Regions from separate parts of the Homo sapiens genome. Here region 2 is linked to region 1. The links are chromatin loops, found by intact Hi-C in ENCODE. Cell type or tissue: GM12878. All regions are shown on one strand. Each heading gives the region's core, and the rest is flanking DNA. Links, peaks and the distances in the headings are about the cores only.

The links. Hi-C counts contacts between places; a loop is a spot of excess contacts. Peaks named below come from ENCODE experiments on the same cell type or tissue, not always from the same donor. Only the 100,000 strongest peaks of a DNase experiment are listed, where the experiment ranks them.
Region 2: a loop joins it to region 1, with 3 times the contacts of the local background. A loop is called at or near these places in 3 of 110 quality-filtered maps.

Annotation. Positions count from the first base shown.
Region 1 is chr5:77,928,450-77,943,761 of GRCh38, reverse strand. The region is part of intron 1 of LOC101929154 (a long non-coding RNA gene); the gene reads right to left. Among named protein-coding and RNA genes, the nearest start is that of TBCA, 160 kb to the right of the region's middle. RefSeq lists silencers at 6,465-6,634, 8,555-8,729. In GM12878, for the core only: no CTCF peak of the experiment used is centred there; DNase peaks (open chromatin) are centred at 6,071, 6,481 and 7,561; H3K4me3 peaks cover 941 bases; H3K27ac peaks cover 2,857 bases.
Region 2 is chr5:77,872,209-77,887,520 of GRCh38, reverse strand. It overlaps LOC101929154 (a long non-coding RNA gene), which reads right to left and starts at 2,865. Exons shown (of 2, transcript NR_105012.1): 1 at 2,696-2,865. RefSeq lists enhancers at 7,435-7,504, 15,105-15,312. In GM12878, for the core only: no CTCF peak of the experiment used is centred there; DNase peaks (open chromatin) are centred at 7,350 and 8,120; H3K27ac peaks cover 550 bases.

The sequences.
Region 1 (15,312 bases), core at 2,801-10,800:
TAGTCACTGCCACATAATGGCAAGTAGAATTATAATAGTAAAAATTGCATCCTCAAGGTTCAGGTAGTACTCTATCCACATTGTAAGCTAAACATTTTTTTTGTTTAAAAATTCTAACTAGTATATCAGTAAATATGGACAAAAACCTATGGATGCTAATAAGGGATATGGAATTTCAACAGTATGAGTAAATGAGTTTGAAAACTAATGATTTTTCCCATGCTGAAATTAAATAAAATCATATAGTTTGGTTTACAAAAGTTTTTTAAACATTTATCAAAAGCTTGCCATAGCATTAGAAGAGTTCATTGTGATTTTAAAATGTGTATATTGATGAACAAAAGCACATTAATTATTGCAGCTGCAACGTTTATTTTAAAAGCTACTAAATTAAAATAGAATATTTTCTTAGTATATTCCATGTTTTTCAAAATTAATATATTTAACCAACTTTTATTGGTGGTCCACCATGTACCATGCATTATGGTAGGCCCTAAGGGATCAGTACAAAAAAAGATAGATGGGGTTTCCCTTATGGAGTTTATCTTCTAGGTGTATATAATTCTGTTCTTCATAATTGCAAAAATATGTTATGAGAAAAGTTGGAGAGCATGAAGAATGAAGAAATGTTCCTGACTTAAATAAGAACTTTATTTTGGCATTGTAATCCACATAAAATTTCCTAGAAAAATTGTCTTACATTCTTTTATATCTGCTTTTCTAAATGTCAGCATTTTTATTTCCTAGGTCTACAGACTCCGAGCTCCTGCTCATTATAGTTTCTTGTTAAGGATGTGCCTGGAGGATAGTTAGCCAGTCGGTTACTCTAGATCTGTTTCTTCCTTCTCTGTTTCTTGGCTGAGACTCTTGTCAAACCTAACATTTAGAACATTTAGGTAACATTCCTTTTTTTTTTTTTTTTCCAGACAGGGTCTTGCTCTATTGCCCAGGCTGGAGTGCAGTGGCACAATCTCAGCTCATTGCAGCCTCGACCTCCCAGGCTGAGATGATCCTCCCGCCTCAGCCTCCTGAGTAGCTGGGACTACAGGCGCGCACCACCATGCCTGCTGATTTTTTGTAGAGACGGAGTCTCGCCGTGCTGCACAGACTAGTCTCGAACTCCTGAAGCTCAAGTCATCTGCCCACCTCAGCCTCCCAAAGTGCTGGGATTTCAGGTGTGAGCCACCATGCCCAGCCATATTCTTTTTTTTTTTTCAATTGAAGTGAAATTCACATAACATAAAATTAACTATTTAAACTGAACAATTCAGTGGCGTTTAATACATTTACAATGTTGTACTACTACAACCTCTGTCTAGTTCCAAAACATTTTTATTACCCCCTCAAAAAGCCCATACATTGTAAGCAGTAACTTCCCCTTTTTCCCCTCCTCCCAGCCCTTGACAACCACCAATCTGCTTTCTGTATGGATTGATCTATTCTGGATATTTCATATAAATGGAGTTATATAATATGTGACTTTGTGTATCTGACTCCTTTCATTTAGCATGATGTTTTCTAGATTCATTCACATCGTAGCATGTATCAATACTTCTTTCCTTTTTATGACTGAATAATATTCTATTGTATAGAAAAACCACATTTTGTTTATCCATTTATCCATTGATGGACATTTGGGTTGTTGTAACCTTTGATTATCATGAATACTGCTGTTACCAACATTCATATGTAAGCATTTATTTGAATACCTGTTTTCAATTCTTTGGATAGTGTTTTTTTAAATACTCTTTTTATTTTGGAATAGTGTTAGATTTTAAGAAAAGCTGCAAAGATAACACAGAGAATTCCCATACACCCATCATCCAGTTTCCCCTATTCTTATTTTACATACCCATGGAACATTTGCCAAAACTAAGAAACCAACATTAGAACAACATTATTTACTAAACACCAGACTTCATTTGGATTTCAATAGCTTTTCCAGTAATATCCTTTTTTTTTTTCTTTTTTCATTCCAAGATCCCATCCAGGAGTCCACATTTTGCATTTAGTCTCCTTAGTCTCCTCTGGTCTATGACAGTTTGTTGATCTTTCCTTGTTTTTCATGATCTTGAGAGTTTTAAGAACTACTGATCAGGTATTTTGTAGGATGTCCCTCAATTTGGGTTCATCCAGTGTTTTTCTCATGACTAAACTGGAGTCTGGGGAAGAATACCATGGAGGAGATGTGCCCTTTTCATTACATTACATCAAGGGGTAGCTGCTACCACCATGATTCATCACTGGAGATGTTAACCTTGATCACCTGGCTGAGGTGGTGACCGTCAGATTTCTCTACTGCAAAGGTCCTTCCCACTGCCCTTTGTCTATTCTGTTCTTTGGAAGCAAGTCACTAAGTTCAGCCACAGCCAAGATGGGGGTGGGTGGGGAGTGCTAGAATTGATCTCCGCCTCCTGGAGGGAGGAATATCTACAAAAGTTATTTGGGATTCTTCTATAAGGAAGTGCATCTCTTTCCCCCATTTATTAATTTATTTTTACTTTAATAGATTCAGAGGGTACAAGTGTAGTTTTGTTACACGGAAATATTGTGTAGAGGTGAAATCTTGCTCTTTTAGTGTATTCACCACCCGAATAGTGAACATTGTAGCCAATAGGTAATTTTTCAACCCTCACCACCCTCCTATCCTCCTGTTTATTCAATTATGTATTTACATCAGTGTGAACTCATGGATATTTATTTTATAGCTCATATCCTTTTAAAGTCTTGTCACCAATATCGGTCAGAAAAGTGATAGATGCAGAGTGAGTGCAGTTTAGAGTGCTTTGAAGGCAGGGAGACCTTGAGTTTACTAAAAGATGTAGCAGCCACAGAACAAAATGAGGTGACTCTTGTACAATTCCTATAGGATGGGAGCGTTGAAGATATTTACTGAGTGCACCTATAACACATTTTCGTGCAAGCCTTTTAATGGAGGCTGTTTATTTTTACCGGGCTTGTTTAGTTAGGACCTAGGTTTTCTGATTCTTTGTTCTGTGCCACTTTCATAAACAGGTCAACCCATAGAGACAGAAAGAAGTCTATTACTGTTTTCAAGAATTGAGATGCCTAGTATAAAATTAGCCTCTCAAACAGGAGGCGTTTAAGACCTTTAGACATTTAAGACTTTTAGATTCATTGTAATGAAACTGTGAAACACCAAAGTCAAAAAGAAAATATTTAATGAGTTCAGAGAAAAGAAGATAGGTAACTTATAAAGGAACTACATTTAGACTTGCTGACTTCTTTATAGCAACAATAAAAATCATAAGAAAATTAATAATATAGTCAAAGTGCTCAGAAAAATAACTGTCAACCAAGAACTCTGCATTCAGCTAAGTTATCATACAATAGTGAGAGAAAAATGAAAATGTTTTTAGACAAACCCTGAGAGCATATTTTACCAATAGATCCTCAGTGAATAAGAAAATTGAATCCAGAAGGAAGAATTGAGATGAAAGAATAGGAAGCAGGGCTGGGCACAGTGGCTCACACCTGTAATCTCAGCACTTTGGGAGGCTGAGATGAGCCTGAGGTCAGGAGTTCGAGACCAGCCTGCCTAACATGGTGAAATATCGTTTCTACTAAAAATACAAAAAATTAGCCAGGCGTGGTGGTGCTCGCCTGTAATCCCAGCTATTCTGGAGGCTGAGGCAGGAGAATTGCTTGAACCTGGGAGGCGGAGGTTGCAGTGAGCTGAGATTGCACCATCGCACTCCAGCCTGGGCAACAAGAGCGAAACTCCATCTCAAAAAGAAAAAAAAAAAAAAGGAAGCAAATAAATATGTGAATGAGTCCAAAGAATAACTGACATAAAGCAACAGCAACAATAGTAATTTACTGGGGATTAAAAAAAAAAACTAAATTTAAAATATTGAACAGCAGGTATATGGAAAGCAGGAGGGGATTACTTGAAGTTAAAGTGTCCCTTTTTTTTTTTTTTTCTTGAGATGGAGCCTGGAGTGCAATGGCGCCATCTCATCTCACTGCAACCTCCACCTTTCGGGTATTTTGGGTTCAAGTGATTCTCCTACCTCAGCCTCCCGAGTAGCTGGGACTACAGGTCCCAGCTCACCCAGCTAATTTTTGTATTTTTAGTAGAGACAGGGTTCACCATGTTGGCCAGGCTGGTCTCAAACTCCTGACCTCCGGTGATACGCTCATCTCAGCCTCCCAAAGTGCTGGCATTCCAGGCGTGAGCCACGGCGCCTGGCCTGTAGGTAAAGGGTTCTAAGCTCCATGACTTGTTGAGGAGGCAGAATAGATAGTGATTAACTTTAGATTTTGGTAAGCACATGGGCCAAATTTTTAAGAATAATAACTATTCTTAAAGCTTGTTGAGATTTTGTTACATATTCATGTTATTCAAAATTTTTAAAAAATAACCTCTATAAATGCCTACTGATGCTGATACAACTTCCAAAACCAGGGCACTTGGGGAAGAGAAGGAGGGAGAGGGAAGGAAGGCAAAGAAACTTCAACCCATCTGCCAGAATGCAGGAAAGAAAAGAAGAGAGAGAGAAAAATAGGATAAAAGAGAGTGTAGAATAAGATGGTAGAAATAATTTCAAACATATTAGTAATATGTGTATGTAATTTGCCTAAACTTGCCAATTCAAAGAAATTATTAGACTGAATTTTAAAAATCTAGCTGTATTTTGCTTATAACAGACAAATCAAAATTATTAGGAAACAGTAAGACTAAAAGTAAAAGACTAGGGGAAAAAAGTTGGTAGCTTCATTATTACCAAACAAAATAGACTTCAAGGCAAAAAGTATTATTAGAGAAGACATATGGACACAGTGTGTGGAACCAGACATTTGAAAAGCTGTCGTATCATGTGAAAGAGAGATTCTACATCAAAAACACACTCACATGATTTTGTATGGCTCAAAAGGACAGAACAAAAGGTAGAAATTATAGAGGCAGGTATTGACGCAATGTGTTGGAAAGAGCTTTCTGACAATTAGCTCTCTGCAATGAAAGTTCTGTTTCTGAAGGTATTTGGGCTGTGGCTGTGGATGCATGAGCAGAGCTAGACAGATTGTGTCCAAATTTGTGCATTAGAATCACCTGGAGAGCTTTTTAAAAACATATTTCATGGCTTCTTTCCAGACTTAATGAGAAGATTCTACACCCTAGGGATCTGCTTTTGAAATGCACCCCAGGTGATTTTGATGTAGCTAGCTCAGAACTGATCCGTGGAATAGCATTTGGGAACGCTGGCCAGATGACTCCTAAAGATTCCAGTAGCTGTGATGTTTAGTAATTTAATAATGCCTTGCTGGACATTTACCTGTGAACTAGAGAGATTACTAGAAACTGGAGAGGTGACATCATGGTTTTCAGGGTACAGAATAATGGAGGCTAAGAATATCTGCAGTTTGTTGTAACTGGGTGAACAGCCCATGTGCTTTCTCCACCGTTCACAAGCTTTTCAGAGATGTTGGTAAAGATGATGGAAATTAACATTCTACTCAGAACAAATGGCCTAAGAGGTCCAACATGACTTACTGTTTACATCTCCGACACCCTCATTTTCATTATGGAGAGACTCTGTTACATGTCTAGTGGCCCGGAGCACTGTGTCTCAAACTTTTCCTGAGCACACGGATTACCTGAGAATCTTGGTAAAATGCAGATTCTGCTTCGGTTGAACTGGGGAGGGATATGCATCTCTAACAAAGCTTTCATTTCTTTTTTTTTTTTTTTTTAATTTCATTCCCTTCTATTCTAACAAAGCTTTCTATCTTCTCAATTTATCACTCAGTATTCAGGAACCTTCTTTTTCTTTAGACAAGATAAAGAGAGAAGTTCTCTGGTCTCCCAATGACCCTTTACCTCCTTATTCTAAATGATCATTTTGTCTTCCTTTTGCTGTGAACTGATAAGTAGAAGAGGCTGGAAACAGTGCTATGGGGATTGGGTTTTGCAAGAGATACGGGAGTCAGAACAAAATTTCAGAGCTGAGAATGGTGACATCTTAAGAGCTTAGACTTCTATTCCTACCCAGAGCAGGATAGAAGCCCTTCCTGGCCTGTCAAAAGACCGGCATTCTCCCCTCAGAATGAACTTCTTTGTTTCGTTTTGAAAGTTTCTGTTCTTTCATAAGTCACTTAATCTTCCTGAGGCTGTTTTTCCCCTGAGAAATGCTAATTAGATTTTCATGTGCTTTATAATTTATTATTATTTTTCATTAAGGTAAAATTCATATAACAAAATTTACCACTTTGAAGTGTACAATTCAGTGGCATTTAGTACACTTACAATGTTGGGCAAGAGCCACCTCTATCTAGTTCCAAAACATTTTTATCACCCCAAAAGAAAACCCTGTACTAAGCAGTCACCCCCTCTTCCTGCTTCTTCCTAGCCTCTGGCTACCACCAATCTGCTTTCTGCCTCTATGGATTGACCTACTTTGAGTATTTCATATAAATGGGATCATATAATATGTGATCTTGTGTGTCTTGCTTCTTTCACTTAGCATAATGTTTTCTGGGTTCAGCCACACTGTAGCATGTTTCAATACTTTGTTCCTCTTTTTTCTGAGACGGAGTCTCACTTTGTTGCCCAGGCTGGAGTGCAGTGGCACAATCTCGGCTCACTGCAACCTCCACCTTTCAGGTTCAAGCAACTCTCCTGCCTCAGCCTCCAAGTAGCTGGGATTGCAGGTGCACGCCACCACCTCACCCAGCTAATGTTTATATTTTTTAGCAGAGACAGGGTTTCACCATGTTGGCCAAGCTAGTCTTGAACTCCTAACCGCAAATCATCTGCCAGTCTCAGCCTCCCAAAATGCTGAAATTACAGGCATGAGCCACTGCGCCTGGCCCATTCCTCTTTATGGTTGACAAATATCCTATTGTCTGGATATACCACATTTTGTTTATCCATTCGTCTGTTGCTAGAGATTTTGGTGTTTTCACCTTTTGGCTATTGTGAATAGTGCTGATAGAAACATTCATGTACAAGTATTAGTTTGAGTAACTATCTTCATAATTTATTATTTTTAAATGTACCACCTCATTTGTTTTTCAAGTTAGGTTGAGAACAAGAAGTATTTTACTGACAAAAAACAAGCTCAGAGTGATTTGCTCAAGATTTCAAAGGTAGTAAGCAACCAAGAAAGTCAAAACTCCTGACAGAAACTCCAGTGCCCTTTCAACTTATACCACAGCTGTCTCAGCTGGCTTGAGAGTCAAAAAGGAGAATGTCTGCAAAAATGATTAGCAGGCTGTAAAGCACTGTGTATATAAGGTGGTGTTCGTAGTTAGTCTTTGATATGCCAACTGACGCTATGGGAGCAGTTTCCCTAGCGGGAGGTCAGCATGTGCTGTCTCTATTATGGCCAGAAGAGAGATTTTAGAATTGCAAAAGGTATAACAGAGTGGTTGGACACCAGCAAAGGAGTTTGACAAGGCTGTCACATCTGTTCAATATTTCTACTGAAATAATCATGGGTATTGCTGTTGATGGTTACCATAGTGGTATTAAGGTTGGCAGAAGGAGATGATGTAATCTCGAGTATGCTGATGACATCCTGGCTGCTGAGTCTGTGGTTTCTGCACCAGAAGAGCTGGCGCCTTGGACTGGGGATGATTTAGACGCCGATACTGGCAGCTGAGAAGCAGAATATTTTAGCAGCAGCACAAACTGGAAGTGAATAAGAAAAGCAAGTGAAGGGTTACGCTGCCATAGTTTATGATAGGTAGTGAGAGCCACAACCCTCTCGCCTGTAAAAGAGGAGAGCAAATGGCCTAGTAAGCATTCATGAGGGGTGATCCAGAGCATAAAATGTCGCTGTGGCCTCACCCTATCTTGCCATAGACCTTTTCTTGGTTCTAATTTAGACCCAGTGTCTGATTAGTATGAAATAGCTGTTAGCTGAGCCTCAATTTGCAGACTTTTACCAAAGGAAGAGATGAAGAGCAACATGGAAGTGTGGCTACTGTCAAGCTGAGTTAAACCCAGAGTGATGACGACAATATCTTGGTGAAGGAGAAGAATGACAACAGGCTGAAAGAAAGCATCATCTGTTTCCAGAATCCTGGAACACTTCCTGCTGAAATAACTCATTCTGTGTGTCTTCATTTTCTGACAAGCAAATCTTGAAGAACAGAACTGGCATTCGTCAGGGCAAACACTAGAAGTATGCGGGTCTCCAGAAGGATCTGTGACAGGGCTTGTGAAAACTGTGTTTTTGAAGAATTCATCGTCATGTGAAAGTTCTTAGAATCTTCTTTGAAATAAAAATAGATCTTTATACCAAAATGTTCTTATGATTTTGAAAATAACACCCACTCATTGCTGAAACGTACTGAAATATGTGAAAGATAAGAGGAACAAATCATGCTATTTTCACAATTAAGAAATAATTAATGTTATGCCTTATTTTTTTCCAATATTTTATCTGTCTACATTTATTTTCTATGTATTTGGGAACCTACTTTATGTTCAATTGGTTTTCTGCTTTTAAAAATTTCACGTTTGTACATGGTATATTTCTGGCTGCTTCTCTGGATCCAAGGGTCATTCTGGGCTTTGGATTTCCTGTAGAATGGCTGTAATATTCCAGTTAGAGCCGAGGAAACTCGAAGCCTGGACTTGTCCATTCTATTAAGATAGGACATGAGGCCCGGCGCAGCGGCTCACGCCTGTAATTCCAGCACTTTGGGAGGCCGAGGTGGGTGGATCACTTGAGATCGGGAGTTCAAGACCAGCCTGGCCCCGTCTCTACTAAAAATACACAAATCAGCTAGGCATAGTGGTGGTCACTTGTAATCCCAGCTACTCAGGAGGCTGAGACAGGGGAATCACTGGAACCTGAGAGGTGGACTTCGCAGTGAGCCGAGATCTCCCCACTGCACTCCAGCCTGGGCAGCAGAGCGAGACTCCATCTCAAAAACAAAACAAAACAAAAAAGATAGGACATGACAGATTCAAGAAAACCACTCTCTCTGGTATAGTTCAAAGTTGTTGATTTTCCTTGAATACGTAATATGGTGGTGAGCCTGTGGGAAACTTCTTCGGAAACTTCCATCGGAAAGGCAGATTCTGCTTTGCAAATGTACCCTCGAGATTACCATGGGAAGATTAAAATGTGGGTATCCTCATAGTGTGGTGGAAACCTAATGTCCAGGGTGGAGAGGGATAGAGAAATAGGACAAAAAACCAGACTGCGGTTAGGCCTAGAAATTGCTCTGGAATGCCTTTCCATTTCTTTCTGCTTATCCAGCCCCTATTCAGGCTTCCAGGTTCAATTTGAGTCCCATCTCCTATAAAGCCTTTTCCAGTTAATCTCCCTTTTCTCACCTCAGATATTATTATTATTTCCTTTTTCAGTTCAAGTGTATTAATCCTGCCACGATGATACCTGATCATATTTTCTGGAGTCCATATATTGAAACATTAAAATTAAATTAATCAACATTTAATTAACAAATCAAAATTAACAAATATTTATTGAGTACCTACTGTGTATAAAGAACTGTTTTAAACACAAGTGAGGTAGAGCAGAGTAGGAGGAGGCGTAAAGATAGAGTAGGAGGAGGCGTAACAGCAGGCTCCTAACTTCAAGTATCTTACAGATTGAGCCATTTGTAGTTAATTCAGTCCCATTCTGGGAGAAAAATATATGTGGTGTATGAGTGGTGGTGGCGGCGGTGGTGGTGTGTGTACAAGTGGTGTGTTCGTGTATGTGTGTGTGTGTGGTGGTGGTAGTGGTGGTATGTGTTTGTATGGTGTGTTTGTGTGTGTGGTGGTGGTGGTGGTGTGTGTGTGTGGTGTGTTTGTGTGTGTGTGTGGTGGTGGTAGTGGTGGTGTGTGTATGTGTGGTGTGTTTGTGTGTGTGTGTGTGTGTGGTGGTGGTGTGTGTATGTATGGTGTGTTTGTGTGTGTGTGCGTGTATGTGTGTGTGTGGTGGTAGTGGTGGGGTGTGTGTGTGTGTAATTGTGGTGGTGGGGTGTGTGTGTGTGTAATTGTGGTTGTGGGGGGTGTGCGTGTATTTACAGTTGGCGGTGGTGGTGTGTCTCACCTCAGATATTATTTATGATGAAGCCCTCAGAGTTTGGCTCTCTGACCATGGACTGGCTTGAAGTGCTTCAGAAACCTACCCATTTGCCATGCACAGTTAATAAGCTCTGTGGCTAATTAGAGATGGCCACAAATTCCTCCTCCGTTGAAAATTGGGGTCCGTGTTCCCTCCCCATGAATTTGGGCAGGCTCCATGATTCCATGAACAATGATCTATGGAGGAAGTGATGTTGTGCCACTTTCTGAGACCAGGTTTTAAGAGATTGGCAGCCTCCACTTCCTGTCTCTTGAACCCCTCAATGGGGGGAAAGTCAGCCACCATGTACCACTTTGCATGGAAATGGACCAGTCTCCAGCTGTTCCACTCATCCCAGCTCAGATGCCAGTCACGTGAATGGAGGCACCATATTGGACATTTCAGTTCCAGGACATGCCATGTTGAGAAGAACCAGGGGCCCGGACATATGGATCTAGTTGAGCTGACCCATTCATCTCCAGATGTTTCAGCTGGGGAGCTGACATCACGGGACAGAAGAAATCACTCAGGTGAGTACTACCTAATTCTTAATCCATCAAATCATGAGATAGAACAATGTCATTGTTTTTATATAGCACAAGCTTTTGTGGTAGTTTATAATAAAGCAATAGATAACAAGAACAAGTTGGGGCGAGAGGTGGACCTTTTATCAGAGCTTCTCAAATTTTGCTGTGCATTCAGATCACCTAAGGGTCTTGTTAAAATACAGGCTTTGATTTAGTAGGTGTGGGGAGAGGCTTGAGATCCTATCCTGTATTTAGACAGAGTTTCGCTCTGTTGCTCAGGCTGGAGTGCAGTGGCACGATCTCGGCTCACTGCAACCTCCGCCTCCCAGGTTCAAGCAATTCTCCTGCCTCAGCCTCCAGAGGAGCTGGGTCTACAGGCGCGTGCCACCACACCTGGCTAATTTTTTGTATTTGTAGTAGAGACAGGGTTTCACCATGTTAGCCAGGATGGTCTTGATCTCCTGACCTCATGATCAGCCCGCCTCAGCCTCCCAAAGTGCTAGGATAACAGGTGTGAGCCACTGCGCCCAGCCAAGATCTTGTATTTCTAACAAGCTCCCAGGTGATAATGATGCTGCTTCTCCATGGATCATACTGTGAATGGAGAAGTACACTGAGGAGTGAGGCGTACCAGTTAGGACACACTGGAGGTACATTTATACAACTTTTCAAAGCGCTTTCACGTCTGGATCAATTACTTGAATAGCTTAATTAACTGAAAATCAGAAGCCAGAAGACACTTGAATAAAGCACGATTTCTCGAAGTGTGCTCTCTGGATCTAATTGAGTCACATTGCCTGAATTTGTTAAAAATGTACTACATCCCAGTCCTATCAGATCAGAATGGAAGGGGTTAGGAATCACCACATTGAACGAGGTCCCTAGGTAATTCTTAAGTATTTTAAAGTTTAAGAACAGCTGGTAAAGAAGAAAGAGCATTGAATTAAAAGAACTGAGTTCTAGTCTTTATGTTCGCCCCTAACTAAAGACAAACAAATCACTTCACCTTTCTGAGTCTCAGTTTCCTCATCTATCACATGGGAGGGAGATTGCTGGGCTATATGCCTTCTGTCTCTGATGTAGGGTGTATCCTACAATTCCTACACCAGGCCAACTTGACCTCTCTTCCTCTTGTCCTCTCTGTACATTGAAGGCTGGGGAGCACCATGCACTCTGCCTTAAGGCTGTCCACAGTATCATTGTGTTTCCTATTGTCTTCGTTGGCTCACAAAGAAGTGGATACAATCAGAGACACAGAACACAAAAAGTGCCATTTCATTTTTTTAAAACAAATATTAGTGTCAAGGCCAATGTGTCCTCAGAATAACATATACCTGTATCTGATATTGTAATTAAACTAAATCATTTTTGAAATTATATGTTTTTAATGGTAATTGTGCAGCCTTTAAGATTTCCTCTTACCTTGAGCACCATTGGGTAAATGTGTTCATGATTGAATTAGCAGAACTCTGATTTCAAAAGGACTTTTTAGTGATCTTTTATGGTAGATTAAAAAGCAATTTACTAATTTACAGTTCATAGGAATTCTGTGCCCTCCTTGAGTTTTGTAAATCAATTCTGTGCTAATAAATGCAACTATTGCTCCAAATGTTTCATATTGGGACAGCTGGTGTCATATACAACTCTAAACTCACAATTACATAATCAATAAAACTGTATTTTGTGCACTCCTTTCGCCCAGCATAAGCCCCTCTTAGGAATTCCTAAATTTGCAGCTGTCAACTTCTAGTTTTTGGGTAGGAAAACTTAACCAACAGGGCTGGAAAGTACCACTTTAATTATTTAATTATTTGCTCACCTTTTTTTCTAATCTGTCCTCTTTACTGTAGTGAGTAATCACAGTTGAAATACAACTGGAAAAAAAGTGACTTACCCAGGGCCCTTCCTCCTGGACACAGTTCTCTTAGCAACTAGGAAGACTAGTTTCATACTGGACACTCTTGTTTCAAAGAATGTATAATAATAATAATCATAGTAATAGTAGTGATGGTTAATTCAAGTGGAGTCTACTATGTACCAGCTAATTATCCACTTACTTCATCCTCCCAACTCAGTGAAATTCATACCTTCGCTCACACTTGCATTTTGAGAGGTTGAAGAAACTGAGGCATAGATTAAATAACTTTCCCAGGGTCCCAGAAGTAGTAAATGGTGGACCTGAGATTTGAACTCAACGACCCTGGCTCCAAAGCTTGTGCTCATACTAATATACCATACTGCCTTTATCCTTCATGTCAGATGGGCTCTTTCCACACAAATCTGCTCAGTTTCAACTGGATGACTGGTTTTCCTAAAGGAGATATCTATTATTTCTACTTGGGGCCGGTGTAAAAAATCGGCAGAGAAAGCTTTTAAAACTCAGTGCACATGGAGAGAATATCTGACAACTTGTTTTATTATTTTTCTTTTTTCCTTTCAAATTCAACTTTAACTATAAACTGTAACTCAGCCTTTGACAAGTCAACTCAGATCTGTCGAAAATGGAACTGAAAGGCTCAAGATGAAGAGTTGAGCATTTTTCTTTGGTTGGTTCCTGGGAATGAGTCTGGCTAGTTTGGAGATGGGGAAAGGCACTTTGCCCTCTGACAGCCCTTCTGCAGGAGGAAGGTGGCCAATGAAAGCTGGCACTGAGTTTGCCTTTTTTGTGGTAGCAAAGCTGGGGTGTGGGCTGAAGACAAGGTTTTCTCCTGGCTTTCTTAGGGTTTTACTAAGATGGAGGGAGTTTGGATCACAATAGGAAAGTAGAAGAGGGGTCTGGAAAATAGGCATTTGGCCTGTGGTAGTTTAAAGAATAGGTATTGGAAGGGTGGAGGAGTGAAGCCACACAGCCCAAGTGTGAACACCAGGGCTCCGTGGTGAACCCAGACATTACCCAAAGCTATTCATCCAGAGCCTTTCACAAAAGTTATAATTCTGTTAAATTGGAAAAAAGAGCTCAATGTGCTTACTTCAGTGTTAATACTTCCCTGTTCTAGGTCTTGTTGGACCTAAAAGATTTGTTGAAAAATAAATTGTTTATTCCAAAAGCAGTTACGTTATACTTGCTGAGACAGAATTGTTTGGAGAAATAGCTAGAAATTAGAGTTCAGATTTCACAGCCTGTTGTCATCCATTATTTATCTAGTCAATTTTCTTTCCCAAATTTTGCATTCCTTTTTTACCCTTCTCCTAGTCAGCTCCTGCGTTTTCTATGGATGTTGAGCAGCCGCCTGGTGCGGGGAGGCTGGCAGGCTATTGTGTATAGAGGCAGAGACCTCAGGTAAGGGAGGAAGCCAACAGGCAGGAAGCCCTACTGTTCAATATGTCAGGAACAGCATGAGGGCCCCACCTGCAGTACCTCTTCTGGAGGGTCAGCACGCCACCTAGACCCCCAGTACCTCCCTTACTTAAACTCATCTTTAGGTTCCGACCATTCCAGTGTGGCACACCCTGTGGGGGATGGGTTGGAATTTAAGGTTCAAGAGTTGGAATCCAGCCTTTCTGGAGTTACCCATAGATGCAGATGTTGGCGATAACTTATCACCAGAAGCAGGAATGAGGGCATAAGGGGAGATGTGTGCCTTAATATTGATACAAATAGCACTCTTTCCAATGTTCAAGTTGCTAAAAAGAGTCTAGACTGAGATTTGACTCCTTCGTTAGTTTGGAAATTATCACTATATTTCTTCTCCCATCATGCTTATCTCATTGCCAGAGAGATAGAATGGAAATGACTCCTCTTCTTCGTGTGTCTGAGGACTTCCCACCCTCCCCCACGGCTTTCTTTGAACAGTCTCCTTCTCCCCAAACTGCATTGCCCTTCCCTCTGCCCCTGCCCTTCTCTCTCATCTTCTCCCCCTTCTCTCTGGCATCTCTTCCTCCTTTGCCAGCCTGGCCCTACCCTGCCTCCCCGGCTCTCCCCAAGCACTCCTCTCCTTGTCCTTCCTTGTATTCTCTATTTTCACAAATTAACATATTATAAGCATTAACTGGCAGCCACCCTGAAAAGAGATGAGGCAGCGAGGGAAAAGGAAACATTCCTGCCAGGTTTTACTAATTCATGCTGCCAGCCCCGAGTTCTGTGGCATTTGCCACAGCTGTGAAATTGCAATAAACAAGGGGCTGCGCTTATATTTCTAACCTTTCCTCTGTTGGTGCTGAAGACATGAATTGAATGTTGAACAGTCTTACCACGCTATCGCTTGCTAAATATATTACATACCCTTTCGAAAGAGAATTGAGAAACGCTCAGACTTGGGGGTGTGTGGAGGATAGGGAGGGAAGTCGCTAGTAATATAGCAGGAAAATAACAATTTCTTTTATTGAAAGGAATTTGTCATCCTAGGAACCCAGTAATGAGCCAGTCTCAAAATGAGGTATTCATAATTTTCTAAGAATTAACCTGATATATATACACACATGCATATACATACATGCACAAACATATACACACATACACACATATGTGTGTATATCCTCCCAACAACAAAAGAAAGTTTGTGTCTTTTTTTTTTTTTTTAAAAAAAGAAATCCTTTATTCTTTTTCTTTTTAACTTTTATTTCAGGTTTAGGGGTATATGTGCAGGATTGTCACATAGGTAAACTGCGTCTTGCGGGATTTAGTGTACAAATTATTTAGTCACCCAGGTAATAAGCATAGTACACAATAGTAATTTTTTTTGTCCTCTCCCCCCTCTCTACCTCCCTCTCCCCCCTCTCTACCTCCACCCTCAAGT
Region 2 (15,312 bases), core at 2,392-10,391, 56 kb after region 1:
GATTTTAATGTCTTTTTAGTATTTAGAAAATGTGAAACAACCTTCAACATGAGCTATAGCTTCTAAGTTTATATCTTCACTCAGCATGGAGAAAAAGCAATTTTCTTTTTTTTTCTTTTTTTCTTTTTCTTTTTTCTTTCTTTCTTTTTTTTTTTTTGCCAGGCTCTGATGTGGCACTTGGCTCTAGACAAGTGGAGAAGGTTCTGGCTGGTGATACAACTCGAAAATCTGAGTTGATAGCGACAGGGGTTAAGTCTTCGCATTGTGAGGTTCTATTGACTTTTCCTGCAGGCTTGCCCTTTATCCTTGTCTGTATTTTAGTTTTTAAGAAGCCTTCAAAAGGTAGGGCACTCATTAGTGGTTCCATAGTGGATGGTTATGTTCAGTTGTTATTTCTTTGTATGCCACTATTGTCTAGGTTATATTATGCAGTGTGACAAGTGCTGTGGAGAGCAAATGAAAGGCAAGGTTTCAGCACGAGCAAAGCTTACGTTACAAAGAGGGAGTGTTTTGAAATGGCCTTATGACAGAGCAAAGCACTATGCCAGGTGTAGTTGAACAACGAGGAACAAAGCCGTCCTAACAAACAGCACTGGTCCATCTGGGAGGGGGCGGGAAGGGAGCAGAGGGAGGCCACTCTTCTAAAGTGACTCTTTGCCAACAATTTAAAAGATATTATGCTGGATAATAGTTTTTACGACTCTGATGAATATTACAAGAAGCAGTGAGAGGTGGGATGTTAAAGCTCTGCAGAAGGAGATCTGGGGTGTCTCCTGCTTTTGAACTTCAAGATTGCCCCTCCTCTAGCTGACAGTTTTAGATACTGCCCCCAAGCTCCCCTCCTCCTAAACATTAGAAAATGGTCATACCTGGCCAGGCGCAGTGGCTCACATCTGTAATCCCAGCACCTTGGGAGGGCGAGGTGGGCAGATCATGAGGTCAGGAGTTTGAGACCAGCCTGGGCAACATGGTGAAACCCCGTCTCTACTAAACATACAAAAATTAGCAGGGTGTGGTGGCAGGCGCCTGGAATCCCAGCTACTTGGGAGGCTGAGGCAGGAGAATCACTTGAAACTGGAAGGCAGAGGTTGCAGTGAGCCGAGATTGCACCACTGCACTCTAGCCTGGGCAACAAGAGCAAAACTTCTTCTCAAAAGAAAAAAAAGAAAAGAAAAGAAAAAGGGAGAAAGAAAGAAAATGGTTACTACTTTTAGACAATGGAACTCAAGCCTAAAAGAAGTTAGATTTCTTTCTGGTCTACCAGTAAGTTTGGAAAAAGTTGAGAAAGATGTGTAAAGTAATAAGCATATTAACCAGGGATGGTTGTTATTTTTATTTGTAATATCCCTTTTCAAACAATGAGCCAAGAATGGCAATCACAATAGAAAAGACATCTCATGCACAGAAGACTAACTGGAGTTTTAGGCGGGAGACTGGAGAGTCATTGCTAGCTTGTATGAAGTAAGCAGGTGGTTTAATGAACTGTAGTATTTACTCCCAGAAATCTGGAATTTTCTTTGTTCTTATGCCTTATATTTCAAGAAAAGCTTTATTGCTATAGAGGAGGCAACAACGTTCAGTAGCATGAAGGCAGCCTGTGGCATTCCCTACCTCTAGGGGTCAAAGAGCCTAACACTGTAGATGGATTTAAAAGGTGGCTAGAAAATTCTGTGGCAAATATTAGCATTTGCTGTCATGCATGTTAAAAGACTGGTAATCAAATCTCATGCCTCAGAGAGTGAATGAATACTGCCAGGGTAAGCCTTCTTTCTCCCGCTCCTCCCTCCCCATGCTCCCGTCTCCACTACAGGAAACGTGACTGAGTTGATGGGAAGGGAAAATGCTCTTGCCATAGCTCATTGAAATCACACAATTCCCTGTGGCTCAGGACCTAGGAGGGGAATTGGGAGGTACAAAGAGAGGAAAGTCAGGTTTCTCAGCCCTGGGATTCTGGCTGCTGCCCTTGAAGTTTTTCTGGACTGACAAGACGTTGAGGTCTGCAGGAAAGACAAGGCTTGATGACAACCTCCTAAGTCTAGGTAAGTCCTAGGCTTTTTCTGGGGGAGACAGCCCTCCTGAGAGGTTGCAGCCCTCCCCCATATCATCTGGGATTTGGCCTCGCTGTTATCCCAACCACCTGGGGAGAAGAGAAGACTGGCCATCTTTGTTTTCTCCTTTCTCCCTTCCTTCCTCCTTTCTTCCCTTTTTCATCTTTGTCTTCCCTCTTCCTCCCTCTACAGGGAAGAAAGAACATCTGTTTCTCTTGCTCCTTCCCCTTAGAGGTTCCATAGGACCCCAGTGCCCATGAAGTCACTGGAAAAATCAGCTCTTTATTCCCCAGGCAAGAGGCTTGCTTAGGAAGCGTCTGGGCTGCAGGTCCTGTGTAGTGCCAAGGTCAGGTGTCCTCAGGACCTTGGCTCTCCTCATTCCAGCATCTTCTCCCTTGCCCTCTCTACTTGACCCTTCCCTAACACACAGAGGAGCTCTAATATTTTCCAACAGAAAACACAACCAGTCAGACATCCCCCGTGTGCCCATGAGCTCCTCCAACTGTTCTCTCTCTGCTTTCTGAGAGCCACATTTCTCACCAGGCTGACCACAGAATGCTGTTTCTTTCCTGTCTCCCATTCTCAGCTCAGTGGCTCCCTTCCTTTTCCACCCTCCGCCCTCTTCTCTCATCAGCATCAACAATTACCTCTATGTGGTCCCAGCTGCTTTTATCTCTCTTCGTGAGACAGACCTCTCTCCTTCCGGAGCATCCAATTTTTCTTTGCCTGTGACACCTCATTCTTCTGGGTTTCTCCATGACTCCTTCTTCTGTTCAGAGGTCTGGGCTCAGCCCTGGGACTCCTCTCCGTGTTTTCTCTCCCTAGGCAATCTCACCAGCCCACCACTTTCATACCACCTGTGCCGAGTTCTCCCAAGTGTGTATCTAAGCTCCTAACTCCTGTATCCAATGACATCCTCCTATTGGATGTCTCAGAGGCATCTCAATTGCAACCTGGCTGGACCTGAACTCTTCTGATCCCCCCAGATATCAGTAAACCAATTCAGACACCCTGAAACACGAGAGTACCCTTTCCCTTTCTCACTCTGTATATACAGTTGATCCGCATGTCCTAACAATTCTACTCCTAAAACATCTCACAGTTTCACTCATGTCTGTCAATTCACTGCCATTACCCAAGTCCAAGCCACCCACATCCTACACCAGGACCACTGCAATAGCCTCACAGCTGGTCTCCTCACTTCTACTTTTGCCCTCGTTACATTGAACCCATTCTTAAGTGGCACCCATTCTTCTATTTAGCAGTAGACAGATGTGTTAGGACCTAAGTTCGACCATATGATTTATCTGCTGAAAACTTATAAATGGCAATTGCAATTGGAATGCCTACAGGAAGTTGGTCCTGGCCAAGCTCCCATCACTTATGTGTCTCCAGTTTCCCTGTGGTGGCCCCTAACCTCATTTCAATTCTAAGCTCTCTCCCACCACAGGGCTTCCACAAGGTTGATCCCTCTGTCTGAAATGCTCCTTCTCCCACTTTTGGCCTGAATTCTACCAACTTTTCTCAGGTTTCAGTGTAGATAACACTTCTTCATGGAGACTTTCCCCAGCCTCCCAATCTAAATGAGATCCTCCAATTAGGCTGTCTCTTAGTTCCTCGTCTTTTCCTTCGTTTAATTCATTGTAACTTATAAATATTGTGTGTATTTAACTGTTGACTGCCTTGTGCCCATAGGTTCCATGATCAGGGATTATGCCTGTCTCACCATTACAGCCTGGGGCACAGGTCTGTGTCTGCCGCCTAGCAGTGCTCTGTCTTTAGTTAAAGAATGTGTACTAGTCAGGTCAGAACCACCTGCTGGACATCACATGAGAGAAAAATGGGAGGCTGTCCCTACAAATAAGAACCCTTAATAAATCATCTGAGCATTTTAGGTAGTGTTATTCTTTTCCTACCATACCATAAAATGAATTCTTATACCCTTCATAATTATCAAACTCAGATGACAAAGTTCCTGAAAACCAAGCTTTTCTCTTAATTATTAAATGTGCTACTATGTCCTCTCTGGGTGGACAGATTTGCAAGCACTTGAAAATGGTCAGCAGAGCAAGGTGGCTCATGCCTGTAATCCCAGCACTTTGGGAGGCCGAGGTGGGTAGATCATGAGGTCAGGAGTTCGAGACCAACTTGGCCAACATGATGAAACCTCGCCTCTACTGAAAATACAAAAATTAGCCAAGCATGGTGGCGCACACCTGTAATCTCAGCTACTTGGGAGGGTGAGGCAGGAGAATCGCTTGAACCCGGGAGACAGAGTTTGCAATGAGGTGAGATCTCACCGTTGCACTCCAGCCTGGGTGACGGAGCGAGACTCTGTCAAAAAAAAAAAAAGAAGAAAGAAAGAAAGAGAAAGAAAGGAAGGAAGGAAGGAAAGAAGGAAGGAAGGAAGGAAGGAAATGGGCTAGTGGATCAGCACTTGCTGAGCAACTATCACTGAGCTGCAGAGGCAGATTCTGCAAGGGCACAAGGCCTGGCCCAGCTCTTGGGGCATGATCAGCACAGGCAGAAAGGCAGAGTAAAGTCACATAAAACAATATGTACAAGACAAGTTGCGTCAGCCCCAAATCATGTAATATACACATCCTGCACAAATATCTGCAGTGCACAGTCATTGCCTTCCTGTGTGGGCTGGTGAGGTGGTATGTTAAAGAGCTAGGCACAAGTTGGGGCTCCAATCCTGTATTTGTGAAACTCTGGGCAAGCCACTTTATCTCTCTGGGCCTCAGCTTTCTCTTCTGTACAATGAAGATAATAATAGCTCCCCTTCCTGCTTCATAGAAAAGGGAAGGACAATCACCTTTTATTAAGTCTCTTCTTCATGTCAGGTCCTGTAATAGACATGTTAACATAAGGCTCCGGGCAGGGCGCAGTGGCTCATGCCTGGAACCCTAGCACTTTGGGAGGCTGAGACAGGAGGATCCTCTGAAGTCAGGAGTTTGAGACCAGCCTGGGCAACAAAGCGGAATGCCATTTCTAAAAAGAAAAAAAAAAGAAAAAGAAAAAACCCATAAGGCTCTCATCACACTCTTTCAACAATCCTGAGAAGCTGGCATCACTCATATTTTACAAATAAGATGATGGATGCTCCAGGAGGTGAAGTACTGTGTCTAAGCTCACAGCTGCTAAGAAAGAGACCCGCAATAAGAACGCCAGTCTGACACCAAAGTTTATGCTCTTTCTACTCCTGTCCCAGGTAAACGTAAGGCTTGCTAACTAGAAAGTGTGATACAGATATAAGTATCATTATTTTATGAAAATGCCAGGTCAACCACAGTTAGAAAACTGAGTTTTATCCATTCGTTCACAAATATCATTGAATGTCTTTACTGTGCTTTGTGTACTGTGCCAGATAACTCTCAGTATTATCAGAAGCAATGACTTAAGAGAAAAAGTAAAACGACCAATGATCTTTTCACCGTTTCTCAAAAACTTGTGTCATTGGATTCCTGTAACTAATGTGATTTTCCATAAACTCAAACGGTGATTTTCTGGTTTTGAAATTTCCACCCTCTTTTTTTTTTTTAAAGGAACATATCTATTATATGAAGTGGGCAACACCTGTATGTGAGGCACATTGACGAGTAAACTCTGAGCTGCTGTCACAAGCAGTTAAAAGTAAAAGGCCTTTGTCAAAGCGAGTTAACAAAGTCTATTGTGTGACATGGAATCTTTGACACATTCATCATGCTGGTGTGGACTATCTCAAAACTCAGAGCTGGTGGACTCTAGCCAGCTTCCTTATCATGCGTACAAATGAGTCTGTTTCCACGAGGACCCGCATCATCCTCTCTGCGCTGTTGGCTTTCACTGGAGATGACCCCACAGACCTGTTCCCAAGCATGTGGGACCTGAAATCTAGCAAAGGTAATAAATTTGTTCTGGTGCAGTATCGGAGAGGTGACCATCTATCTCAAGCCCTCATTTGCAGAGGAGGATGTGGGAGCCATGAGGTTAAGAGAGAGGACAAGGACATGGAGCTTATACAGGGGCAAAGCCAGTATTAGGATGAAGGCCCTGTGACTCTCAGCTCAGTGCTCCTTCCTCCTTGTGACCAAGAGTACTGTTGTAGACATGACTGCAGCTCTCTAAGATTTCTGGTTCTCTTCTTCCTCCAGGCATATAGGAGGACTGGCTTTAAGTCAGGTGTGGCCATATGACTCACCTTGGCCCGTGAAAGGTGAGGGGGGCCTGTAATCCAGCACTTTGGGAGGCCCAGGCGGGCAGATCACTTGAGGCCAGGAGTTCAAGACCAGCCTGGCCAACATGGCAAAACTCCACCTCTACTAAAAATACAAAAATTAGCCGAGGGTGGTGGTGCGTGCTTATAGTCCCAGCTACTTGGGAGGCTGAGGCATGAGAATCGCTTGAATCCAGGAAGTGGAGGTTGCAGTGAGTCAAGATCGTGCCACTGCACTCCAGCCTGGGTGACAGAGCAAGACAAGACTCTGTCTCCTAAAAAAAAAAAAAAAAAAAAAAAAAGTAAGGGGATTTATGTCACTTCTGGGCAAGCACATTTAGGAGTCATGTTGTAACTTTTCATGCCCTCTTTCTGTGCGATGGTGAATCCTGAAGCATTGTATTGTGATGTTGACTTAAGATCTAATGAGATGGTGGAGTCTCTGTCTGCCTGAGTCCCTGAGTGACTAGGATACTTAGAGCCTCCTAACCAATCTGCTTTGGGTGTGTCGTATGAATAAGACTTGTTTCATAGTGTAACTAGTTAACTAGTTCATCCTGACTATTGCAAGTGCCCACCATGACAGGATGGACCAAGGTGCAGAGTAGTGTTTGTGACTATGACAAAGAGGAGAACTAAACAACTCACTAAGAATAAGCTGGCCCAGTGCAGTGGCTCACGCCTGTAATCCCAGCACTTTGGGAGGCCAAGGTGGACGGATCACTTGAGGTCAGGAGTTTGACTCCAGGCTGGCCAACATGGTGAAACCCCGTGTTTACTACAAATACAAAAATTAACCAGGCATGGTGGTGCATTCTTGTAATCCCAGCTACTTGGGAGGCTGAGGCAGGAGGATTGCTTGAACCCGGGAGGTGGAGGTTGCAGTGAGCTGAGATCATGCCACTTTACTCCAGCTTGGGCAACAGAGCAAGACTGTCTCAAAGAAAAAAAAAAGAAAGAAAAAGAAAAAAAAAAAAGGCAGGACCTCTTTCCTGTCCCCCAGGGCAGCCCCTGGCAGAGTGAACTTCAAGTCAGAGTGAACTTTGAGTCAGAGAGAGTGGGGTTTCCCTCACTGACCTCTCTGAGCTGGCGGTGCAATCCTGGCTGCATCAGTGAATCCTCCTGTGAGTCAGCCCCTTTATCTGTGAAGCAGGGATAACAAGTTCGTACTTGCAGGTCTGTTGTCAGCGTCAGTTTTCTGACACAGGTCACAGTATAGCTCAAAAATGTCTGTTGGGGGAAGAAAGTTGGTTGGTTAATCCCACACGCAGAGTCCTGCCCAAAGACATAAAAAAAAAAGAAAAAGAAAAAGAAAAAGAAAACCCTAAAATTCCTGTCTAGCCTTTACTCAGCCCCTCAGGCCACCTTTGAAGGAATTATGTTAAAATCTCATGGGGGCCAAGGCCAGACACAGTGACTCACGCCTGTAATCCCAGCACTTTGGGAGGCCAAGGCGGGCAGATTACGACGTCAGGAGTTTGAGACCAATCTGGCCAACATGGTGTAAACCTGTCTCTACTGAAAATACAAAAATTACAGGTACGGTGGTGCATGCCTGTAATCCCAGCCACTTGGGAGGCTGAAGCAGGAGAATCACTTGAGTCTGGGAGGTGGAGTTTGCGAGTTTGCAGTGAGCCAAAATCACACCACTGCACTCCAGCCTGGGTGACAGAGCGAGACTCCATCTCAAAAAAAAAAAAAAAAAAAAAAAAGAATCTCATGGGGCCTGAGAGCCTGTACATTTGGGATTCTGTAAAACTCAGGTTTCTCATAATAGATGTGAGGTGTTAGAGTGGATCTTCTTCACTTTCTCAGTTCCCACTGGACATGCTTAACTGTGAGAGTAAAAAGATGAAGAAGGCAGGTGATGATTGAGCAGAATTAGTACTATACATTTTTTTTTTTTCTGGTTAGGAGAATGTTAGAAACTGGAAGATTCTTTGTGAACCAAGCTACTTCATTTGAAGGGTCAGAAGCAAGGTTTGGGGTGAACTTCTTTTACTCAGGACACAGTTATTGATGAACTGTAAGGATCTCCCTAACAAGAATGCCCTGATCCAGAGAAGAGTCTCTGCTCAGTTGTTTATTTACAGTAATCCCCAATATAGTCAAAATTTGTGGAAAGCATTGCAGACATTTTTAAGAGTCGATTTACCCTATTAAAGAGGCAGAGGTAAGTTTTCCTGTGGTATCTTTCGAAGTGTTCATCCATGCCAAGCTCTAGAATGGGTACTTTCTTTCAATTAGGTTCTTATTCATACAGATTCATTTCCTGCTGACTATATAATTATATAATTAAAGCTAATGTAGGCCATTTACACATTTTAGTTAATTTAATAGCTTGAAATAGAATCCTTAAGGTCAAAAGAAATGTGAACACCTGGAATCTAGTTAAAGTCCTGGTGGAATACATATATATATACATATATATATATATATACACACACACATATATATATACATATACATATATATATATATAATGATTATGCTTTAACAAAACAGGTGAAGTTTGTCAGGCAGATCAGGATTTTGAGAATGTCATTTATAGCTTTCAGTTTAATTTTAAGCAGAGGAAAATGCTACAATTCCAATCTCAACCTAATTCTATAGGTAGATGGAATTTATGGGAAAAAAAAGTCAAATTGTGTTTTCTAAGAAAAATGGTTTCCCAAATCATTGGCTCTCTTCCACTTAACCTTCCTTACCTTCTAATCCCCTTCCTTTCCTCTAACTGTGCATTCAATAACAGGCAGCATTAGGGTAGTTTTCAGAAAAACTTAGCATTTCTAGAACTTCAGAATCCGAGATGGAAATTCCTGAATTACTTGTTCGAGTGCTTAGTTCCTAAGACCAAGCTCAGGTGCCCTAAGCTTTGTTTCTTGCGTAGGTAAAGATTTAACAGAATTACATGGCCAAGATTTCAGAAATGCCTTGAATAAGAGAACTGTAGCTTTTTCCTCCACAAAATCTTGAAGCCTTCATTCTGGGCCTCTAATACTAGATAATTTACCTATTACACAAGAGAAAAAAAATGAATTCATACTAGGAATCATTTAAATTGTTTCCTTATTTGGCAAGTCAGTGGCTTTTACACAATTCAGAATACATTGAGGTGGAGGAGGAAGAAAGCTGGCTATGACAAATCTTGAAGCTTTTTAACCCGTTTTAGACCTGATGTGCTGTAGAAGCTCCCTGTCATGTCCTCAGCCACACTACACAGCAAGGCCATTAAACAGAAATTGACTGCTTTGTTTTGCCAAAGAGAAGAGTACACACAAACAAAAAATAGGCGGGCCAGGTGGTGCATGCCTGTAGTCCCGGCTACTTGGGAGGCTAAGGCGGGGGAATCACTTGAGCCCAGGAGGTTGAGGCCGCAGTGAGCTGTGAGTATGCCACTGCACTCCAGCCTGGGCAACAGAGCAAGACCCTGTCTCAAAAAGCAAAGCAAACAAAACAACAACAAAAAAGTACACATCAACACTGCAAGGGTCCCAACTAGACGAGATGTGGGGCTGCTGAGAGACCAGGGCGAAGGGGCAGTGTGTTGCTCCCGTTCCCAGGCAGAGCATAAAACATGGATCACAGGCATGATTGCTTAGGAGAGCGGCTCCAAGGGAAACTGCTATAAGACACTGTGCAAATCTGTGGTGTGTGGCCATCACGGTGTCAGGATGGGTATTAAAATGTAATTCTTGTAAATGAGAGCCAATTTTGATGCATTCACAGGAGGACCCGATCCAAACACTCAAGCTAACCCATTACCCTGTACGATGCAGACATACAGGCTGAAAATTTTAGTCAAATAAAGCTAAGCTGCCTTACTTGCTGTCAAAAAAAAAAAAAAAAAAAAAAAAAACAAGACTGGCTAAAATGTTATTCTCCCTGTGCCTGTATAAAATATCAACAAAACCAAGTTGACTTTGTTTGGATGGTTTAGATATACTTTCACTTTCGGATACCGTCCACTAAGTCCTTTACAAAGCACATTAAGTTGGCCTTGGTTGATCAAGTGAAATTGCAGATCCACCTTTAGTACTCAATTAGCCAGGGGTTATAGCTCCAAGAATACACAGACATATGGATCAGACATGGGGACTTAAACCTGATTTGGGAGCCCGAAAGAATTTAAAGCCAACTCTATCTCCTGCAAATGTCTGAGGAAGGGCGTGTGGCCAAAAAGGGACAGTCCCTAGAAGCCCTGGATATTTGACCAGCCTCTTTTTGTGAGATTGTGACTCAGTTCTCTGGGGGAAGAAAAAAAAAGGAGGCATAATGCCTGTTACTAAGGAAAATGCCGAAATCATGGCTGGTAGGTGAGCTCTCGGAGTGCGTAGCTTGGTTTCCTGACACGGATCTTCTGCAATTAAGTTGAATTTGGTTGATCAAGCAAAGTTGCTGATCATTCTCTTCCTACCAGGACAAAACAGTAGTCATAATCTCTACTATTTGTTTAGCGCTTTAATTATTTGACAAAGTGCTTTCTGGTAATTGTCTCTCTTAATTCCTATCACAACCCCTGTAATGCCGGGAATGATCATCAGGGCCAAAGCCTGGGGTTTCCAGAGAGAAGGAAAGTGGGTCCCGAGACACACAGTCAGGGAATTACCTGGGTCCTCAAACTTCAGAGCTGGTGCTCCCTTTCAAGTCAACTTGACCCTCTCAAGCCTTCATCCAACAATGTCCTCACTAAATAATTCTAACTCAGAGGGTGTTGTGGTGAAAGACTTCCTCCACATTTTACTAGTTCTCTTTATTGACAGTCTTGGCAGCTTTCCATCATGATTTTCTAAATGTATTTCAACATAAAAAGCTCACACAAACTCTTCTCTAGAATAAAGTAAGTGCTGATGTTGATGATGATTTTTCAGCACTTATTTGGGGGACAAATATATTGGTTGCAGGAGCATCCTTCTAATTATTTGGCTGTTGAATACAGCAACTCCCTTGCCAGTGAATGCACTGGGGTATTAGCTTGTGGAGTTGTTGCTCACAGCAGAGGATGTCTGAGACTGGTTAGTTGGTTGACCAGGATGATAGGGAAAGACCATTGTTAGTATGGAAAGTAATGTTATGATGATTTAAGGTATTTTCCTAGTTTATAATTCTTATCCATCCATCTAACAGTGGGCTTCAAAGCTGTATTTGGTGCCCTCCCTTGACTGCAGTGTGTATACTTGTATACCTGTACATTTTGAAAGAAGAGGTTAAGGTAGAAAGCAGGGCACCCCAGATCCACTCTCCCACTGAATAGATCTTCCCACTACAGTCTCCCAGGCACTGCCCATGAGCGCAGAAGGAGAGGAGCCTCTGAACAGGTCCTATCTTCAAACTCACACGTGGTTACAGTGCCTCTCACAGAAGCCAGCTTAGCACTAGATGGGCAAGCACCTCATACCCACTGAGGCAGACTGGATACAGTTAGCATGATTGTTGCTTCTAGTGAGCTAACGCTGATCCTGGGTCCAGGAGAGGCAGAGCCATTTCTCTGGATTTTCCCGTGCTTATTTCCTCACTGCCACCACCACCACCAGCAGCAGCAAGCCCTATCCCTCTGCAGTTTGTCATCATCTTGTTACCATAAAAATCACATCTCAGTTTGGGCTGCAGGGCTCAGAAAATGTACAAGCACCATGTTAAATGTTATGATGTGAAACATCATTTATTTCTTCAAGAATTCAGTCCAGAGCTGGGGCCATGGTTTTGCAAAATTTGTTGTTCTGCCTCCTCCTCTCTCGTTCTTTTCTTCTCCTAAATCTCTTTCTCTTGCTCTCTTTTTCCTATTGACCACTTGTTAAATCTTTTTGTTTGTTTCCCCTCTTTCTCCTGGGACCCTCCGACAGGCAGCCTTGCCAGATTCATTTTCTGATCAAAGCTGTTTGATTTGGTCAATTTTGCCACATTGGAGACGTTCTCTATTACAGAGATAAATAGCTTTGGGCTAACTGTCAACGAAAACTTGTAAGCTAATAAATTATTCCAATTTCTTCTCGCGGATTTCTCTGGAGACAGCCCTAGGAAATACACTTTTTGATTAGTAAATTTCTCTGTGTGTGTGTCTGGACATTCAAATGTGTCGGCTTTGATTAGCACCATTGCTTTTCAAGTCGACGTTGGCTGAGGGGCTGTCAGTTGCAGGCAGCCCTGATGCATAATGCATCAACTGGGCCCAGAAACAGGAGCCTCTTCCAAGTCTGGAAAGGTGGGAAAATTGCCCTAACAACCCCACTGGCCCACTCTGCACCAAAGGGAGCTCAACTTGAAAGTCTTGACAAGACTTGCTTCAGCTGCAGTGGAAGCCACCCACGCTGGGCTGGAGAGACCACGACTGCAGGCCTGCCAAGAACCAAAGCCGCTGCTCCACCTGCTCCACCACCACCTCTCCCTCCCACAGTTTTGCCCCTGCATCCTCACCCACACGCTCCACTCCATCATCCTGGAGTCCCTGGGCAAAGGCCAGCCCCTTCTGGGCAGGCCTAGATTTCCCTTTGCCTCCCCTTGGATTCTGGTTTGCCGTTTGTCTAGTTAAGGGCCCTTGGGTTGTTATAGAAACAATATTTTGGCTATAACAAATCAATCGGTGCGTGTGAACGCAAACATACAGATCATTTATCAATGGCAAAATACCCTAAATTATGACCTTTCTAAAACCTATCAGAAGGGCGAGCGAATGCATAATGTAAATTAAAGTTTGAAGGGTCAGCGGTTTTTACTTTCACTATTCATCTTTCTTTCACCTTATAGGTTTAAGAACAAGAGGGCTGTGTAATTACATTTCAATGGGGTGCAGCGGTTCATTATTCCCAGCTATACCAATCTGCTGCAACATTTCCAATGCAGTCAGGTACATTTTAGCAGATATTAGTTGGTATAAGACCATACTTGCTCTTTGGACTGATAACATCTTTTAATGCATAACAGTGCTATCATCTCAATTTAGAAAAGGCTAAAAGGGTGAGGATTTTTTCTCAGATCAATACAGTTGTTCATATTTTATAAATGTGGTAAAGCCTATCTGGTAATTCTTCCCAGATATGATTTGCCCTTTGCCTCCCAGTTGCTCCCTGTCTCTGATTATCATTTCCCAAAGTCCCCACCACCCCATGTGTTAGGAGACAACATTTTGTGCTGAAGCCCACTGCACTGATGGAAATGGGTAGCTTCCAACAGAAAACCCTTCTGTTGCCAATGATCTGGCTCCAGTGGTGACGGGGCCGCGCTGCTGAGCGCAAGGGCTCTGAAGTTCCAGCTTAGCCCTGAGGTTTGGTGATAGCAGCCATTGTGTTCTTTCTACCTGTGGAGCCAGCATGCACCTTCGGAAACAATTGATGTACTCTGCCCCAGAATATGCAGCCACAGTGGAGTCACCAGAGTGAGACGAAGGGGACCTCTTGTATCTTGAAGAAATCCTGTAGAATAGAACAAATCTTAAATGTCTTCTTCAAGCAAAGAAGCCAGTCCCAGAGCAATAAATAAAGTTTATTTATTGCTATATATATATATATAGCAATATATATTTATATTATTTATTTGTTATATATATATGTAAGAATGTAGGTATACATACATGTGTCTGTGTGTACATGAATGAAAATGTATGTAAATCATGTAAATCTCCTAATAAAGGCTGGAAAATACACATCAAATGGCAAAGTAGTTATCCCTGGGGAAAGGAATGAAGGAGGATAACTTACATTTTGCAAAAATCTTTTACCCACAAGATTGCATTCATATTTGACTTGTGTAATGAGAGAGAGAGATGGAAGGAAGGAAGGAAGGAAGGAGCAGGAAGGAAGGAAGGAGAAAGAAAAGAAGAAGGAAGGAAGGAGCAGGAAGGAAGGAAGGAGAAAGAAAAGGAAGGAAGGAAAAGAAAGAAAGAAGGGAAGAAAGGAAGGAAGGAAAGAAGGAGGAAGGGACTTCTTTTTAAAATTTTTTAAAATTATGAAACACAAAATTTACTATTGTAACCATTTTTAAGTGTACAATTCATTAGTGTTAAGTATACTCACATTGTTGTACAACTAATCTCCAGAACTTTCCTCTTGCAAAACTGAAACTCTATTGTCATTAAATAACAACTCCCCATTGCCTCCTTGCCTCCTCTGTCCAGATGCTGGCAACTACCATTCTATTTTCTGTCCCTATTAATGAGTCTGACTACTCTAAATACCTCTTGTAAGTAGAATCATGCAGGATTTGTCTTTTTGTGACTGGTTTGTTTCACTTAGCATAGTGTCCTCACAAGGTTCAGCCATGTTGTAGCATGTGCCAGAATTTCCTTCCTTTTTAAGGCTAAATAATATTCCATTATATTATTATATATAAGGAATATTATATATTATTATATATTATATTTCTATATAAGGAATGTATATATTCCCTTCTAAAGCTAAATAATATTCCATTATTTTGGAATATAATTATAGTCCATTAATTATAGAATACTCCATTATGCCATTTGTCTAGTTAAGGGCCTTTAACTAGACAAATATTTAAGGAACTAATAATTCCAATTATTATTCCATATTATTGGTTCCAAATAATATTCCATTATTTATTGGATATAATTATGTTCCATTAATTATAGCATATAATTATACTATGATGGAATATTATTTGGCCTTAAAAATATATATATATCCCTCATATAAAGATAAACACACATTTGTTTATATATATATATATTTATTGTTTTTAAGGCTAAATAATAGATAAACACACATTTTGTTTATCTCTCTATCCATTGATGGATACCTGAGTTGCTTCCACCTCTTGGCTATTGTGAGTAATGCTGCTACCAACACAGCTGTACAAATGTCTCTCCAAGATTCTGCTTTGAATTCTTTGGACACATACCCAGGAGTGGAATTGCTGGATCATATGGTAATTGTATTTTTAATTTTTTGAGGAAAGAACTTTCTGAAAATAATTTTTTTTAAAAAAAGTTTACTATCGTCCTAGGCTCACATAGGGTTTAGGACCTAACCACTACAGCTCTGTGGAGAACACAGCTAAGTGTGGGGAGAGCCAACCCTTATCCTTCTTGATTAGGAGAGAGTTCTGACA